Regions from separate parts of the Homo sapiens genome. Here region 2 is linked to region 1. The links are chromatin loops, found by intact Hi-C in ENCODE. Cell type or tissue: Calu3. All regions are shown on one strand.

Region 1 (8,000 bases):
CACTGAAGTATCCTGAAGATCAAAGAGAGATTTCCACCATGCCTCAATACAAACCCCAGTCCGGGCCTCCGCTTGACAGGTGCTGTGCCTAGTGTTTTGCCCTGACCAGAGTCCATGTAGGGAACATGACCTGCTTAGATAAAAGAAGAGCTGTCAAATGACTGTGCTTGACAAATGGGCCAGGCAGCAAGAAGGGCAACGCAGAAGCAAAGCGGTTTGAGTCTCCGCGATGTCTACTTCATGTTCAGGTATTCTCTGCTTTGGCTTTCTAGTAGGCAGAAAGGATGAGTGAATATTGTAGCTAGACTGTGGGTTGAGTAAGTATCTCCAGCAAAGGGTCTAATTGAATTATGTCTGACCAAACCCTGTAGGTTTTTTTTTCTTCTGAAGTGACTAATGGAGTGTGCTAAGAATATACTCAAGGTTCACACTCAAGCTTTTCATTCTTCGTCTGTAAGGTTTGGCCTTCCTTGTTTCTATTGAAGAAAGGCAGGAAAGGCATGAATCTCCAGGAGAAAACATTTGAAGCCTCAGTGTGGTGGCTCATGCCTGTAATCCCAGCACTTTGGGAGGCTGAGGTAGGCAGATCACCAAAGCCCAGGAGTTAGTGACGAGCCTGGGCAACATGGCAAAACCCATCTTTACAAAAAATAAAAAAAATAAAAATAAAAAAAAATATATATATATATATATATATACACACACACACACATACATACATACAAAAATTAGCTAGGCGTGGTGTGCGCCTGTAGTTGCCATGTGAGCCAGAATTGCACCACACAGTACTCCAGCCTGGGTGACACGGTGAGACCCTGTCTCAAAAAAAGAAAAAAAGAAAAGAAAAAACATTCGGAAGAATCCATCACGTTAGGAGCGCTGGCAAGGCTATGCAAGAGAGCTGCCGCATACACCGCTGGAATCAGAGGACTTGCAGACATGAAGTAAATCTGGCCTTCTAGGTGGGAAGGTGAAGATGTGGAGAAAGTGTGCCTGGTTGATATCAAGCCTGATAGCAAAAGAAATGTTCTGATTTCCACATGGCACAGCTTTTTGTCAGGAATAAAATATGCCTGTCCCTACAATAACCAACTACTTAGGGCTGACAAGAAACCAGTTGTGACACACGGAATAAACAGTCACATTTCGTGCTGGAAAGGTCAGAGAAAAAGCCCCAGTGGAGATAGGTGGGATTAGAGATTTTTTGGCTGTGTGTCTTGGGCAGAACATTTAAACAAGGAGCACTTGGGTGACGTTGGGGCAGATGAGACAAGAGAGCCAGACAGAGAGGTGCCCCTTAAGCAAATCATGTAGGTGAGATGACTTGTGTAAAACACTAGGCACAACACCTGTCATGCAGAGGCCCGGACTGGGGTTTGTATTGAGGCATGGTGGAAATCTCTCTTTGATCTTCAGGATACTTCAGCGTCTTTTTATTAGTGGCCAGTTAGGAAGGCTAAAATGATCTGTGTTTAGTGTGCACTGTGCATAATTGGCCCCACTCACAGTGGCACCCATCAGGTTTCCACGTGACAGAGACATTGCAGACTGGAAGCCCAAGAGGCTTCACTCCTATCTGCACTCATGGATACAGGTAGATTATAAGACTCTTGCAGGCATGGGCATTAAGGCAGGACCCACTTTTCACCCTGGCTCACCCCTAATGATCTGAGGCCATCTTTGTGTATATTAAAGAGGCATTGACATTTGAACACCTGCATTGGGCAGAATCTGGCTTGCCATACAGAGAGCAAGGCCAGCAGATGTGTTGAGTGCGTGTGTTAAAGAAGCATTACAGTGGAACTCCTAGCTACATCCTTACTTTTCTTGGTTTTTTTGCATGCCATATAGACAGGCTTGGAAAAAGAAGAATTATTTTTGGCTTTGTATAGCTCCCTGTCTCACGTGGCTACAGTTTTAAGAATTTAGCATTCTCTTCATGGCCTACATTTAACTCTGATTCTTCTTAATGTGCATTCTGTAAATATCCAAGTCTGTACTACAGGTGTGTCTCATTTTAAGAAAACAATGGATGCATGGTGTGCACAGAGTCACCCATTAAAGCCTTATGTTCACAGAAATGAAGAATCCAAATTTTAACTGGAATTCTAATGGCAAACCCATACGTGCAGTTAAAATTCAAGTTTAAAAAAATCAAAACACAAGCAGCTTCGAGGAAAAAACATCTCTTGTCTCAAATGAGATATGTGTATGTTGCTATTCCACTTGGCTCTTGGGTAGCTTCTTACTAGAGGATGAGGGCTTCATTCACAATCATTAAAGAAAGACTTGGAGCATTTTGAAGCATTTTGAAGTTCTCTGAAGAGCCAGGATCACGGTAAAATATTTTGAAAATGAAGTTTCACATGACTAGTTCAGGGAACTGAGCAAAGAGAAGACGGGGGAAGGGAGTGGGCATGAAGGACACAGAAGGAGGTCCCAGCTGTTGGTCATGTCTGCCAAGAGAGGAACAAGAAGGATGGGAATGACGCTGTGCGTGCAGAGATGGCAGACGGGGAAGGTGCTCGGGCTGACTGGTGAGTACAGTTAACCCTTGGACAAGATGGGTTTGAACTGTACACATTCAGTGGTATGTGGATTTTCTCCTGCCTCTGCCACCCCTGACACAGTAAGAACAACCCCTCCTCTTCCCTCTCTTCCTCCTCCTCAGCCTCCTCAACATGAAGATGAGGATGAAGACTTTTGCGATGATCCCCTTCCACTTAATGAAGGGTAAATGTATTTTCCTTACAATTTTCTTAACATTTTCTTTTCTCCAGTTTACTTTATTGTAAGAATACAATATATAATGCCTATAACATAAGATATGTGGTAATCTACTGATTGTGCTATCAGAAAGGCTTCCCATTGACAGCAGACTATTAGTAGTTAAGTTTTGGGGGAGTCATAAGTTATATGCATTTTTACTGCATAGGAGGTTGGCACCCCTGAGCTCCGAGTTGTTCAAGGGGCAACTGTATTTGAATGAGGAGTGATGAAAGGAGTCTGTGAAGTCACCTCTGGACGTCACCCCCTCTGGGAGGGCCTTCTCACACTTCTTGTTCGTGTGGTTTGATTTTGCGGTGTCACAGCCCTATGCTCATCCTTTATTTCACCACCACCACCACCACTGTTATTCTTACGATCACCAACGTGGTCTGGTTTTTTTTCTTGTAAGAGCTGGAGGTGTTTGGGAAGTGCCTCAGACACGCTGTTCTCTAGCCATGGAGTACCATCTCCTACCTACTTCCCGTCACATTCCCTGTGCAAACCCCATCTGTTCTCTAAACCTCGCTCATGCAGTCTACCCCTCCTCCCAGTTCCCATGTCGTTGTTTTCTCTTCCCTACAGCCTTAACCATTTGGCTCCTGAATTGTAATTCTCTGCCCCTGTGTCTTCTCTGTCCTGCGAAAACTGCACAGGATAGGTTGGAGCTTTACATCTCATATGTCCTGCTCAAAGTACAAATAGAGTCCTAGGTCTGCCCTTGCAAATAAGGGGCAGTGTCAACTGTATGTACCATCTCAAATAGCAAATTTGGGATGCTTAAAGGCAGACCACATCATTGCAGTGATACACTGTGAATTTGAATGACGGTTATGTTTATTTGGTTCAGCAGATAGAGAACGCATCTCTAAAAACCTTTTACTTACCTTAACTAGCAAAACTTACAACATTTACCTTTCAAAACATAGTGACATTTAACTCCATATAAAGTAAAAGGAGGTTCTTTAGTATCATGGAGTAGAGGAGGGGATTTAAGGATGCCAACATGCCACTTCTTTCTTGTTACCACACCTGTGGGTCCTCCAAGGCTCTCCAACATTTGCACATGATTGGATTATGACAAGAACAGAGAATTATGTAGCCTGCCTCTTATTTTTGTCCCCTTTTCAACTCAGGTCCAATGAATTCAGAGAAAAAGATCTACGTTAAGAAAAAAATGCAAGGAAACAGAACACTGGCTTTTAAAGCATTTAATAAGTCAAAATCAAATAAAAGTGATTTTTAAAAAGAATAAATTTACATACAGTACATAAGCAAGACAGCTGAAGGTTTCTAAAATAGAAACCTGGTGCATATGGCCCCAAAACACCACATGCTTTGATTACACTCAGGAAGCATGAGTTGCCTATTTGGGTGAGAAAATCCCATGTTACAGTGCGATCACTGGGCACGTTTTGGAGTAATTCCAGCCACTGCTATGTAAGTGTTTTTAATTCAGGGGTGTCTTCTACGTTTTCATCTTCTGAATATCTTGTGACGGTGCAGGTTTGAGCAAAACTGGCATGAAATGAGAGCTGTTTTAGATGAAGATTGCAAGATGGATGGCTTGGCCCACAGTGGCAGTGGGTTGGGGGTGGAATGTGGACAATTAGGAAAAAGGCATGTCATTCTATCTGGCTCCTGGAGAGGCAGATAGTCCTGGGGGCTTTGGTGTCACAGTTCCCAAAAGCAAGGTTGGCCAGACCATAGGCTTACATTGTGGTGAGCTTGCCTTTTAAATTAATCTCCAAGATGCCAGATCGAGAGGGATGGTGGACCTAGACTGAAGCCAAACCAGTAGGGGGCTCTCTTTCCCCAGAGAGAAACTCCAAATGTCTTGAAAGGAGCCTGAACCATACCCTTTGAAGGGGCAAGCAATGGTCTGAGACAGAGAGAGGATTTAACAGAGCAAAGTGCTGTGTGAGAAATGAATGGAAGAGGGCTAGCAAGACAAGGGTGTGAATCAGGTAATGCCTTTTTCACCCCGATGAATTTTTGTCTGATTCTCACCACAGAGCAGGAGTGCTCAGAAACTGAGGTTGGCGTCACCAATATACACTTTTCATTCTCCAGTTGCAGTAATCAAATACTTTAAAAAGTGACCAACCATGACAAATCCTTGGCTCATTCTTTAATGTGCTGTGGCTGATATATTCATCCTCAGCCCAAATTAGTTAAGTACAGCCTTAAATATATCAATATAGCTGATCGGCCTTCCTATTGTTGGGACTTAAAACTAGAGACAGCAGTAAAAATTATGTATATGATATATATATATATATAAAATGATATATATATATCATATATATGAGAGGCCAGCACCCACTCTGTGACAATGATCACAATCCCTCTTTTTAAAAAATACAAGTGGGAAAAGCTGATCCTTTTGTCAGCTGGCTTCAGACAAGTCAACCACAATTATTTGGTGTAAATATCCAGTGTTGCGAACTCTGGCTGGGCAGCTGTGTGGATGAAAATACAGAAAAGTGCCGCATCCGGCTGACAGCCACTGCTCTGCAGGGGCAGATGAAGGCTGGGAGTACCTGTAAGCTAAGGCCCTTCCCCTGAGTTGTGCTGCAAATACTGGGCAGAGTTTGATGTAAAAGCAGTCAAACGGCAGGTCATCTTGATCTTTGCCTTCTAACTATAATAAATATGAGAAGAATTTTAAGTAAAAACAGGATGTTTTGCTAAAAATTCTTTTTTTTTTTTTTTGAGAGAGTCTCGCTCTGTCGCCCAGGCTGGAGTGCAGTGGCGCAATCTCGGCTCACTGCAAGCTCCGCTCACCGGGTTCACGCCATTCTCCTGCCTCAGCCTCCTGAGTAGCTGGGACTACAGGCGCCCTCCACCACGTCCGGCTAATTTTTTTGTATTTTCAGTAGAGACGGGGTACCGTGTTAGCCAGGATGGTCTCGATCTCCTGACCTCGTGGTCCGCCCACCTCGGCCTCCCAAAGTGCTGGGATTACAGGCATGAGCCACCGCACCCGGCCTAAAAATTCTTGAGAAATTGGAATGCTAAGTTACATACTAAATATCATCCCAACAGTAAGGCCGTAGAACATATTTGAAATCAAGAAAAATGTGATTTTTCGGTTTTAACACGTTAAGAGCCTCTGTAACTTTTAAGGAAGCTATTTTTTTTTCTAGAGTATGCACATGGTGATGATGTGTTGGGTTGATAAAGCACTGGCTCAGTCCTACAGGCACTAAACTTCAATGGATACTTTGTTAACTATAGTTACACTAACTTTAAAGAAAGTTCTTGATACCTGTTCTTTATTCTTAGGAACTGAAGAGGAGGGAACTCCGGTGTTTGCATAATCATCGCCTTCCCATGTTAAGAGGACTCACCCTAGTAGGCTTAATGGGTTTTGTATTTGGTTGGCTTGTTTTCCCAAGAGACACTAAAGTTGTTCTTGCATTAATTCCCCTTAAAATTGCCAAGAGATAAGAGGTGGGAAGACAAAAAGGGCGCCTGATTCTATTCAGTAGATGAGAAAATAGATTTACAGAAGGTAACTGTGAAATTGGAGGAGTAATGTCAGGGAGGCCTTGTCAGGACAGGCAATGTCAAGGAAGCCTATCCCTTCTTTGTCAGACTCCAGAAAGGATTGAGTTCATCTGTTCTTCACAGATCCACTTTCCTAGGCAGATGCCAGTGCCTTCCAGGTTTGTATGAAAGCAAAAAACTGCTGACGATGGGCAGAGGGCCTGTCCCAAACCACTAGGAAGCAGGAGAGGGCAGGAATCTCAGTGAATCCCAGATGTATCCACCTGTGCTGAAGGCTAACCCCCAACCTGTTTGGTGATGTGTGAGCAGCCAGTTGGTTTCATGGGTCAGAAGAGTGTGGTAATGGTACCTGGAATCCTGCAAAATGCATGGAAACAAGGAAGAGCAGATCCTTATTCCAACATGAACAGCAGGACTTATAAGGAAAGCAGGCTTTTCCCCATGACCTCACAGCTCTGCCTCCACCTTTCATCTCTTCACAGTGAGCTTTCTTTCAGAGTGATCTTACCACCCAACCAGGCACAGTCTAATTTGATCATAACAAGGAGGAGGCCGGGCACAGTGGCTCATGCCTATAATCCCAGCACTTTGGGAGGCTGAGGTGGGTGGATCACTTAAGCCCAGGAGTTTCAGACGTACCTGGGCAACATGGAGAAACCCTGTCTCTACAAAAATTAGCTGGGCACATGGTGGTCTATGCTTACAGTCCCAGCTACTCAGTTGGCTCAGGCAGGAGGATTGCTTGAGCCCGGGAGGCAGAGTTTGCAGTGAGCTGAGATTGTGCCACTGTAATACAGCCTGGGAAACAGAGCAAGATCCTGTCTCAAACAAAACAAAACAAAAAATCACCAAATAAACGATAAGGAAGTCACCCTGTCCAAGGAATGCCGTTTCATATGGTGCCACCCCTTCTCCTAGACCAAAGTTCCCATTTTAGAAATAACTCCATGCTAGGCAAGGTTGTAACGGAAAAGAAAGGCTCTACCTCCAGCCTCCCAGATCACCCCATCTCTACTGGCTCTCCAGAACCCAGTGGGGCTCATAGCTATTCCTAAGCCAGGCCACAATTCCTGCCAGCCCATGACTAGATCCAAAGCCCGTGCAACAGCGAGAGGAGCAGGGGCCGGGCGGGGGGGGGGGGGGCGCGGTGTGTGCCTTTAAAGATCCGGATTATGGTCTTTAGCCTGGGTTCAACTGTAGCACAACCAACCACCACGGACGACCAATGACCGCTATGAGACAGTTCTTCCTTTCACACAGCAGCATCATTTATCTGGTAGTAGCAAGACAGCCGTATGACTTTTTGTTGTTGTTAAAGAAAAATAAGTTGTCAAGATTTGCCTACCAATAACTTTCCTATGTCTTGGCTTTCATGTCCAGTGGGCTAGTTTCCAACTGTTTGAGACTCAGGGTAATCCCAGAAACCTGTGAAGCATCGGCACAAAGGTTGTAGCGCAGATGCCAACAGATGTGTAGGTAACAAACTTGTAAGGCACTTCAATCTCCAGTCTCCGCCTGGCCTCCTTGTTCCTGGTGACCACCTTGAACCATGAGTATAATACTTGCAGTGAGAGATTTTGTACAAGCTGACGAACCAAGAGGATCAACACAATTCCCACTGCAAATTTGGTCAGACCCAAAACTAACATGTAGGTGGTGAGTGGTGGGATGTTCTGAATAACAGGGAGAGATTCAGCGGGCTTGGATACAAGCTGGAAGAA
Region 2 (8,000 bases), 540 kb after region 1:
ACTTTGACTGTGTTCTTTCTTAGAGAAAATGGCTGACCAAAGGTAGCCTTGAACCCAAGTCTTCTTGTTCAGTGGTTGTGTAATCAGGTGATGGGTTATTCCTGTGTGCTGCACAGACAAAACCAGTTCACTGAGACTGTGATCTTGCAGTAAAGCAAGAGTTGAATTAACGGGAGTCTGCCCATGTGGAAGACAGTTATTACCCAAATCAGTCTCCCGAAGGCTCAGAGGTTAGGGTTTTTCAAGGATAGTTTGGTGGGCAGGGGACTAGGTAATGGGTGCTGCTGATTGGTTGAGAATCATACGAGTGTGGGAAACGGTCCTTATACACTAAGTCCACCTTTGTGTGGTGGGGGGTGCACAGGACTGGTTAAGTCGTGAGTCACAAGTCTAGGTGGGGTCAGTCTGAAAAACATCTGAAAAGGCCAATCTTATGTTCTGTAATAGTGATGTTATTTATATGAACAACTGAGAAAGTCACAAATCTTGTGACCTCTGGCCATGTGACTCCTCTACAGTAAGGGATTATAGAAATTAAGCCTACAGTGTAGCAGAATTCAGGCCCCTACCAGAATCCTAATCTTGTGGCTCTTCATTAGTCTTACAAAGGTGTTTTCAGCCACTGAACAAGGAGGAGTTAGTTTTAGGGTGAGACTATTATCATCCTTGCTTTAAAGTTAGACTATAAATTCCTCCCCTGAGTAGCTTGGCCTATGCCCAGGGATAAGTGAGGGCAGCCAGCCTGTGAGGCTAGAAGCGAGATGGAGTGAGCCCAGGCCAGACTTATCTCACTGTCATAATCTTTGCGAAGTCAGTTTTAGTCAGGGGCAGTCGTTCCATTAGCAAGACTTCCTACAGTACCACATTAAAATGGGGTCACAGTACTGATCCCCAGGGAGCAGCCAGGTGGTGCCCATAGCAGCTGAGGCCTCCTAGCTGGTCTCCCGGCTGTGAACACTGTGTGTTCTGTGCAAAGCACTGGAACAGAGTACGTCGGAAAAATGTCAGGAAGCCCCATGTATCAGCACAGTTCCTCTTAGACACCAAGGTTGTTTAACTACTGGATATCCACTTATACCCTTCCTCCTGGGTTTTCATGTAAATTCCAGGTATTGTCCTCTTCTTGACTTTTTATTTATTTATTTATTTATTTAGTTAGTTAGTTAGTCGGTTAGAGACAGGGTCTTGCTGTGTTGCCTAGGCTGGAGTGTAGTGGCGCGATCATGGCTCACTGCAGCCCCAACCTCCTGGGCCCAAGCGATCCTCCCACCTTAGCCTCCCAAGTAGCTGGGACCACAGGCATGCACCACCACACCTGGCTATTTTTTTTTTTTACTTTTGTAGCGAGGAAATATCCTTATGTTGCCCAGACTGGTCTCGAACTCCTGGGGTCAAGCACTCCTCCTGCCTTGGCCTCCCAAGTGTTGGGATTATTGGTGTGAGCCACCATGCCCTGCCTCTTGACCTTTTATTATGGTATTTTTTGTCTGCAACAAGGCCAGGACTCAGGAGTGTTAGGACATGCCTGAAGAAGAGGATGGTGGCAAGGCCACAGGTCTCTCTAGGCTTAAGCTTCCTTTCTCCTCCTCAAGCATCTGGAAGATGTAATTCTGCCCTGCATGCCTACTGCACTTATTTCCTCTCTCTTCCTCCGTTTGCACCCCCTCTACCTGCATGACATTGCTTAGCCTCTACTGTGCACTTTTTTATTATTTTATTTTATTTTATTTTTTTGAGATAGAGTCTCGCTCTGTTACCCAGGCTGGAGTGCAGTGGTGCAATCTTGGCTCACTGAAACCTCTGCCTCCCGGGTTCAAGTGATTCTCCTGCCTCAGCCTCCCTAGTAGCTGGGATTACAAGTGTGCGCCACCACACCCGGCTAATTTTTGTATTTTTAGTAGAGACAGGGTTTCACCATGTTGGTCAGGCTGGTCTCGAATTCCTGACCTTGTGATCTGCCTGCGGCAGCCTCCCAAACTGCTAGGATTACAGGCATGAGCCACCACACCCGGCCTACATTGCTTTTATCCCTAACATACCTCCTGTCTTAGGCTGGGGTTTGTTCTTGAGCCATTTGTCTATTTTGAGAGAATTTATAAGCCACTGGCCCCCAAATCTGCTGTTGAATTTATTGTTAGGGGTGGCGTTGCCCACAAGTTGAGAATAGAGGGAAAAAATTTATCAGAGGCTAGCTGAGACAAAAATGCCTCTCTTAAAGAGCTAGCTGATCTGCTTTGTAATCTGATGTAAATTGTGCGACATACCTTGTTTCTCCTTTTTGAATGGATTTCTGAGAACTGAACCCATTCTGGATTTTTAAAACCTGCCTGGATTTTCAAAGATCAAGGTGCTGTAGAAATATTTTGGCAGAACTCTACCAAATGTATTATTGCATGTTATTGAAATACCATTATTTCCCTTATCTTAATTTCCTTTTCTCTCCTTCCCTCTGGTTTTCTATTTTTATATTGACATTCTATTTTATAATATCATTTGCTGCTGCAAATTTCTTTTTAGAATGAGGCGATAAATAAATACATACACAAATACATAATCAAATAAGTAGAAAGTAAATAAATTTCTAACCTGTCCTCAGAAACCTCTGTTTTTCTTTTTTTTTTTTTTTAAAGACAGGGTCCACTCTGTCACCCAGGATAGAGTGCAGTGACACAATCATGGCTCACTGCAGCCTCAAATTCCTGGGCTCAAGCAATCCTCCCACTTCAGCCTCCTGAGTAGGTGGGACCACAGGTATGTCACCACACCTGGCTAATTTTTTAACGTTTTGTAGAGACAGGGTCTCATTATATTGCCCAGGCTGTTCTCAGACTCCTGGGCTCAAGTGGTCCTCCCCGCTCAGCCTCCAAAATTGCTGGGATTGCAGGAGTAAGCCACTGCACTGAGCCACTTGTCTGTTCTTTTTTTTTTTTTTCCCTCACTTCCTTTCCCACGTACCTGTCCACAAACCCTCTACAAAGAGGGGAAACAAAACACAATGCCTAATATGCCCCTGAGTATTTGCAGAAGAGAAACAGAGGAACACGTTATTAAATCATTCGATCTCACCTGTCGTTTTTCAGCTGTTATTGGTGGCTTGAGAAGGCACATGTGCATTCCCTTTTCATCAGGGGAATTTAAAGTCCATGAAGCGGGAGACTGTCTTTTCTTTAATCAGCTTCAGGCACCTGCTACACTTTGGGTCACATGCGGAATGTGCTGATGAGGAGGAGAATGGGGACTTCTGTGGGAAGCTGTGGAAATTTCCGACAACTTTAATAGCAGGATCAATACCTCGGCAACTGGGAGCAAGAGAAGGAACCAGAAGAACCTGGAGAATCATTTCCGCCTCCTGATTTGTGAGCTAACAGAGGGCTGGAGGTGGATTCAAGCTCAACCATAGATAGATGTTCTCCCGCCTGGTATTTTCTATATATTTAAATCTTCCTGCTAACACAAAGTACAGTGCAGATGCCTTTCACTTTGTGTGACAGCTCTGTTTCTGGGCATTTCTATGTAAATTGAGCCCTTGTACTGTAAATGGGCTCATTTAACATACAGCTGGGCAGCTCTCAGTTCAAAGGAACCCTGGAGCGAATCCTTTTGAAAGCAAGGGACCTTCTGTGACTTAGGTAATCACATTCTAATTTATATTTTCTCTTAATTTGGATTGTAACTTAAAGAGCTTCTTTATAAATCTTTACTTAATGTAAGTAAATAAATTAGTGCATATCCTATAATATTTTTTCCAGGGGCAAAATAATCAAATGTGTCATACTTGCAATATTTTAAGTCAATGATTTAATCATAGCCTTAGGAGAGTACAGATGTCATGGAAAGTTTCTGCTCATTAGCTCTTCTTACAAAGTGGGGATAGCCAGAGTCTAGTTTGTTCATCTGAGAATGTCGAGCTGGGCTGTTGCCCTGGGATGTCCTGAGTTTTTTCATGAAAAGCTACAGTTCTTCAAGTCTGGCTCATTGCATATGCCACAGACCTTGGGTCTTCAATGAGCCAAACTTTAAGAAAGAAGAAATTAGTTCAAATCATAACTAGATTCGGTTGCTTGCCTTAAACCGGTTTGACCTTGAGCGAGTCTCTTGAAACCACTGAGCTTCAATTTTCTCAGCTTCTCAGCTTGAAAATGGACTAAAATATTACATATGGTCTCTGAGAGAATGTGGAGAGACAATATTCATAACACACTTTATAAAGTGCAAGGTATAAAACGTATTAGTAATTGATAGAGGACAGGGGTTTTTGTTTTCTGTTTTCCTTTCATTTTGCTTTAAACTGTCCTCTGCTTTGTAAATAAGCTCTCTCCTGGAGTCCGCTAATTCTGATTGTTTTAACTGAACCTACTTGATTGTCTTTAAGATTTCCTGGAGATTAACAACCTTCCTTAGAAAAATGCGTCCCTTTGAAAGGACACAGGTTAGGAAGATTTCTAGAGAAGGGAAAGTTCGCCCTCTAGTGTGGCCCAGGAGAAACATAGTATAGGAATTTATAAAGTAGGTCAAAAATGTGCTTTCAAAAGAAGCTGCTATTACTTTATTATCTTCCTCACAAATTTTGGATGGAACCCCCCCATTTCTTCAGCAATTTAGCTTGACAACTAGATATTTACTCTATAGATCTTCAAAGGAAATGTTTACATCTTATAATACCGTATATTCCTCTGACCCTTTGAAAGCCATTGAAGACAAGTAAAATTTTCAGAGTTAGTTCCATTTATTCTTACCGGGTGGTATTTGTATAGTCATAGTTGTAATGTACATGCTCAGTAGAATCTTGCCTTTATTTATTTTGCTTGATTTAATTTCAAATTAAATGACCTCAATCAAGATTATAAACTAAGCAGCTGATGCTGTAAATTGTAGACTCTGCTCCTGGCAAGTAGAGAATGGGCAGAGAAATGAATACTGTCTAATAATTTCAAAATGATAGTAGGCATTTCATCACACCAGCAAACAATACACTAATACACAAGATTTTTTTTTTCTCATGGAATTACTGGTTGTTTATATTGTTTTAAATTGACAAGGGCACATCTTACCAAGCTTCGAGCTTTAAGCCAGCAATTTTTATTCTATTTTGGGACACCTTGATAAAGAAATGTAGCAAGTGTAACTTCCACAAGCCACTCAGTTATAGGTTCCAATAATTCACGATCTTTATTTTCCTATTATGTGATGTAACTCATATCTTGATTCTTATTTCTGCCTCTTAGCAAAAAACTTAACCAAGTTATTTTCAGGCCTACTGGTGTACTGGAGCCAGCTCGTGTCAGCATGCAAGAGCTAATTGTTAAATTTTCAGAGAATTTTCATGCCAGTTATTATTACTTTGTGAAATAATACATAATTCTCAGAGACATTTGGAAAATGTAGAAAAGTTTTAAAGAAAACAAAATTATTCACATCTCCACCACTCAGAGACAACTACAGTTAATATTTTATTGTGCATTTTCTCTATTTTTTGTGTACTATATATAGTTTTCTTTCGAAAATTTATTTCTTTTTCTATTTTGCAGTGAGCTTTTCTCTGTCATTAAATAGGCTTTCATAATGAGGGTTTTTTTTTTTAATTATTTCAACTTTTCTTTTAGATTCAGGAGGTACATGTGCAGGTTTGCTACATGGAAACATTGTGTGATGCTGAGGTTTGAGGTATGGATGAACCCATCACCCAGGCAGCAAGCACAGTAACTAATAAGAGTTTTTCAGCCCTTGTCCCACTCCCTTCTTCCCCTCTGGTGGTCTCCAGTACCCATTGTTCCCTCTTTATGCTGATGTATGCTCAATGTTTAGCTCCCATTTATAGGTAAGAACATGGCAGTATTTATTTTTCTGTTCCCGTGTTAATTCGCTTAGGATAATGAACCCCAGCTGCATCCACATTGCTGCAAAAGACATGATTTCATTCTTTTTCATGACTGCATAGTATCCTATGGTATTTATGTACCACATTTTCTTTATCTAATCCACTGTTCACGGGCATCTCAGTTGATTCCCTGTCTTTGCTATTGTGAATACTGTTGTGATGAACATGAGTTCATGTATCTTTTTGGTAGAATGATTTATTTTCCTTTGAATATATACCCAGGAATGAGATTGCTGGGTCATAGTTCTGTTTTAACCCATTTAGGCCTGAGGTTGCAATTTTTTGAATTTTTGTAATGAGACCTTGGAGGTGACCTTGAGCAGTAGGATATAAATAACTCCCACGTGCTTAGTGTTCCAATAATGGAACACTAGGCATATTAAGTTCTTTGAGAAATCTCCACACTGCTTTCCAGAGTGTCTGAACTAATTTACACTTTCACCAACAGTATAAAAGCATTCTCTTGTCTTCGTAGACATGCCAGCATCTGTTATCTTTTGACTTTTTTTTTTTGAGACAAAGTCTCACTCTTGTTGCCCAGGCCGGAGTTCAATGGCACGATCTTGGCTCACCGCAACCTCCGTCTCCCGGGTTCAAGCGATTCTGCTGCCTCAGCCTCCTGAATAGCTGGGATTATAGGCACCTGCCACCACACCCACTAATTTGTTGTATTTTTAGTACAGACAGGGTTTCCCCATGTTGGCTGGGCTAGTCTCGAACTCCTGACCTCAGGTGATCCACCCGCCTTGGCCTCCCAAAGTGTTGTGGGATTATAGGTGCAAGCCACTGCACCTGGCCATCATTTGACTTTTTAATGATAAGCTGTTCTGTCTGGTGTGAGATGGTGTCTCACTGTGGTTTTGATTTGCATTTCTCTGATGATTAGTGATGATGAGCATTTTTTCGTAAGTTTCTTGGACACTTGCATGTCTTCTTTTGAGAAGTGTCTATCCTTTGCCCATGTTTTAATGGGGTTATTTGCTTTTGCTTGTTGATTTGTTTAAGTTCCCTATAGGTTCTGAATATTAGGTCTTTGTTGGATGCATAGTTTGTGAATATTTTCTTCTATTCTGTAGGTTGCTTGTTTACTCTGCTGATATTATCTTTTGTTGTGCAGAAACTCTTTAGTTTAATTAGGCCCCGTTTGTCAATTTTTTGTTTTTGTTGCCATTGCTTTTGAGGACTTAGCCATAAATTATTTGCCAAGGCCAGTGTTGAGAAGGGTATTTCCTAGATTTTCTTCTAGGATTTTTATAGCTTGAGGTCTTATACTTAAATCTTTCATTCATCTTGACTTAATTTATATATGATGAAAAGTAGAGATCCAGGTTCCCTCTTCCACATATGGCTAGCCCAGTTATTCCAGCACAACTATTCTAATAAGGAGTCCTTTTCCCATTGTTTATTTTTGTCAACTTTGTTGCAGATCAGATGGTTGTAGGTGTGTGGTTTTGTTTTTGAGTTCTCCATTCTACACCATTGATCTATGTGTCTGTTCTTGTACCAGTACCATGATGTTTTGGCTACTGTAGCCTTATAGTATAGTTTGAAGTTGGGTAATGTGATGCCTCAGGCTCTATTCTCTTGGCTTGGTTGCTTTGGATCTTCAGGCTCTTTTGTGCTTCCATATAAATTTTAGAATAGTTTTCTGTAATTCTGTGAAGAATGATGTTGGTACTTTGGTAGGTATAAGATTGAGTCTGTAGATTACTTTGGGTAGTATGGTCATTTTAACAATATTAATTCTTCTGATCTATGAGCATGGAGTGTTTTTCCATTTGTTTGTGTCATCTAGAATTTTTTTCGGCAATGTTTTGTAGTTTTCCTTATAAAGATCTTTCACCTCCTTGGTTAGAGGTATTCCTATGTATTTTATTTATTTATTTTTATATGGATGCCAGTTGTTAAGAACTCATTATTAAAAATTAAATTGTATAAACTTACAGCTAAATAAAGTATAGTAAAATTAAGGATTATAAGACTCATCTTTCCTAATTGGTTTTGGTGGGCACTGTAATGTAATACCAAGGTCTTCATACTCCCTGCCAATTCCCATAGGTCCAGGCCCACATTTCCCTTTTTGGCGCTGAACTTTTAGTCTTGGTCCTTCCAGGTCTCCCTC

What was found. Hi-C counts contacts between places; a loop is a spot of excess contacts. Peaks named below come from ENCODE experiments on the same cell type or tissue, not always from the same donor. Only the 100,000 strongest peaks of a DNase experiment are listed, where the experiment ranks them.
Region 2: a loop joins it to region 1, with 6 times the contacts of the local background. A loop is called at or near these places in 8 of 110 quality-filtered maps.

Annotation. Positions count from the first base shown.
Region 1 is chr2:222,558,584-222,566,583 of GRCh38, reverse strand. SGPP2 (sphingosine-1-phosphate phosphatase 2) reads right to left here. Exons shown (of 5, transcript NM_152386.4): 5 at 3,963-8,000. The coding sequence ends at 7,686. Among named protein-coding and RNA genes, the nearest start is that of FARSB, 94 kb to the left of the region's middle. In Calu3, a CTCF peak has its summit at 4,565 (motif pointing right); a DNase peak (open chromatin) is centred at 4,563.
Region 2 is chr2:222,021,569-222,029,568 of GRCh38, reverse strand. No RefSeq gene overlaps it. Among named protein-coding and RNA genes, the nearest start is that of CCDC140, 270 kb to the left of the region's middle. RefSeq lists enhancers at 2,699-3,685, 3,686-4,672. In Calu3, no CTCF peak of the experiment used is centred here; a DNase peak (open chromatin) is centred at 4,448.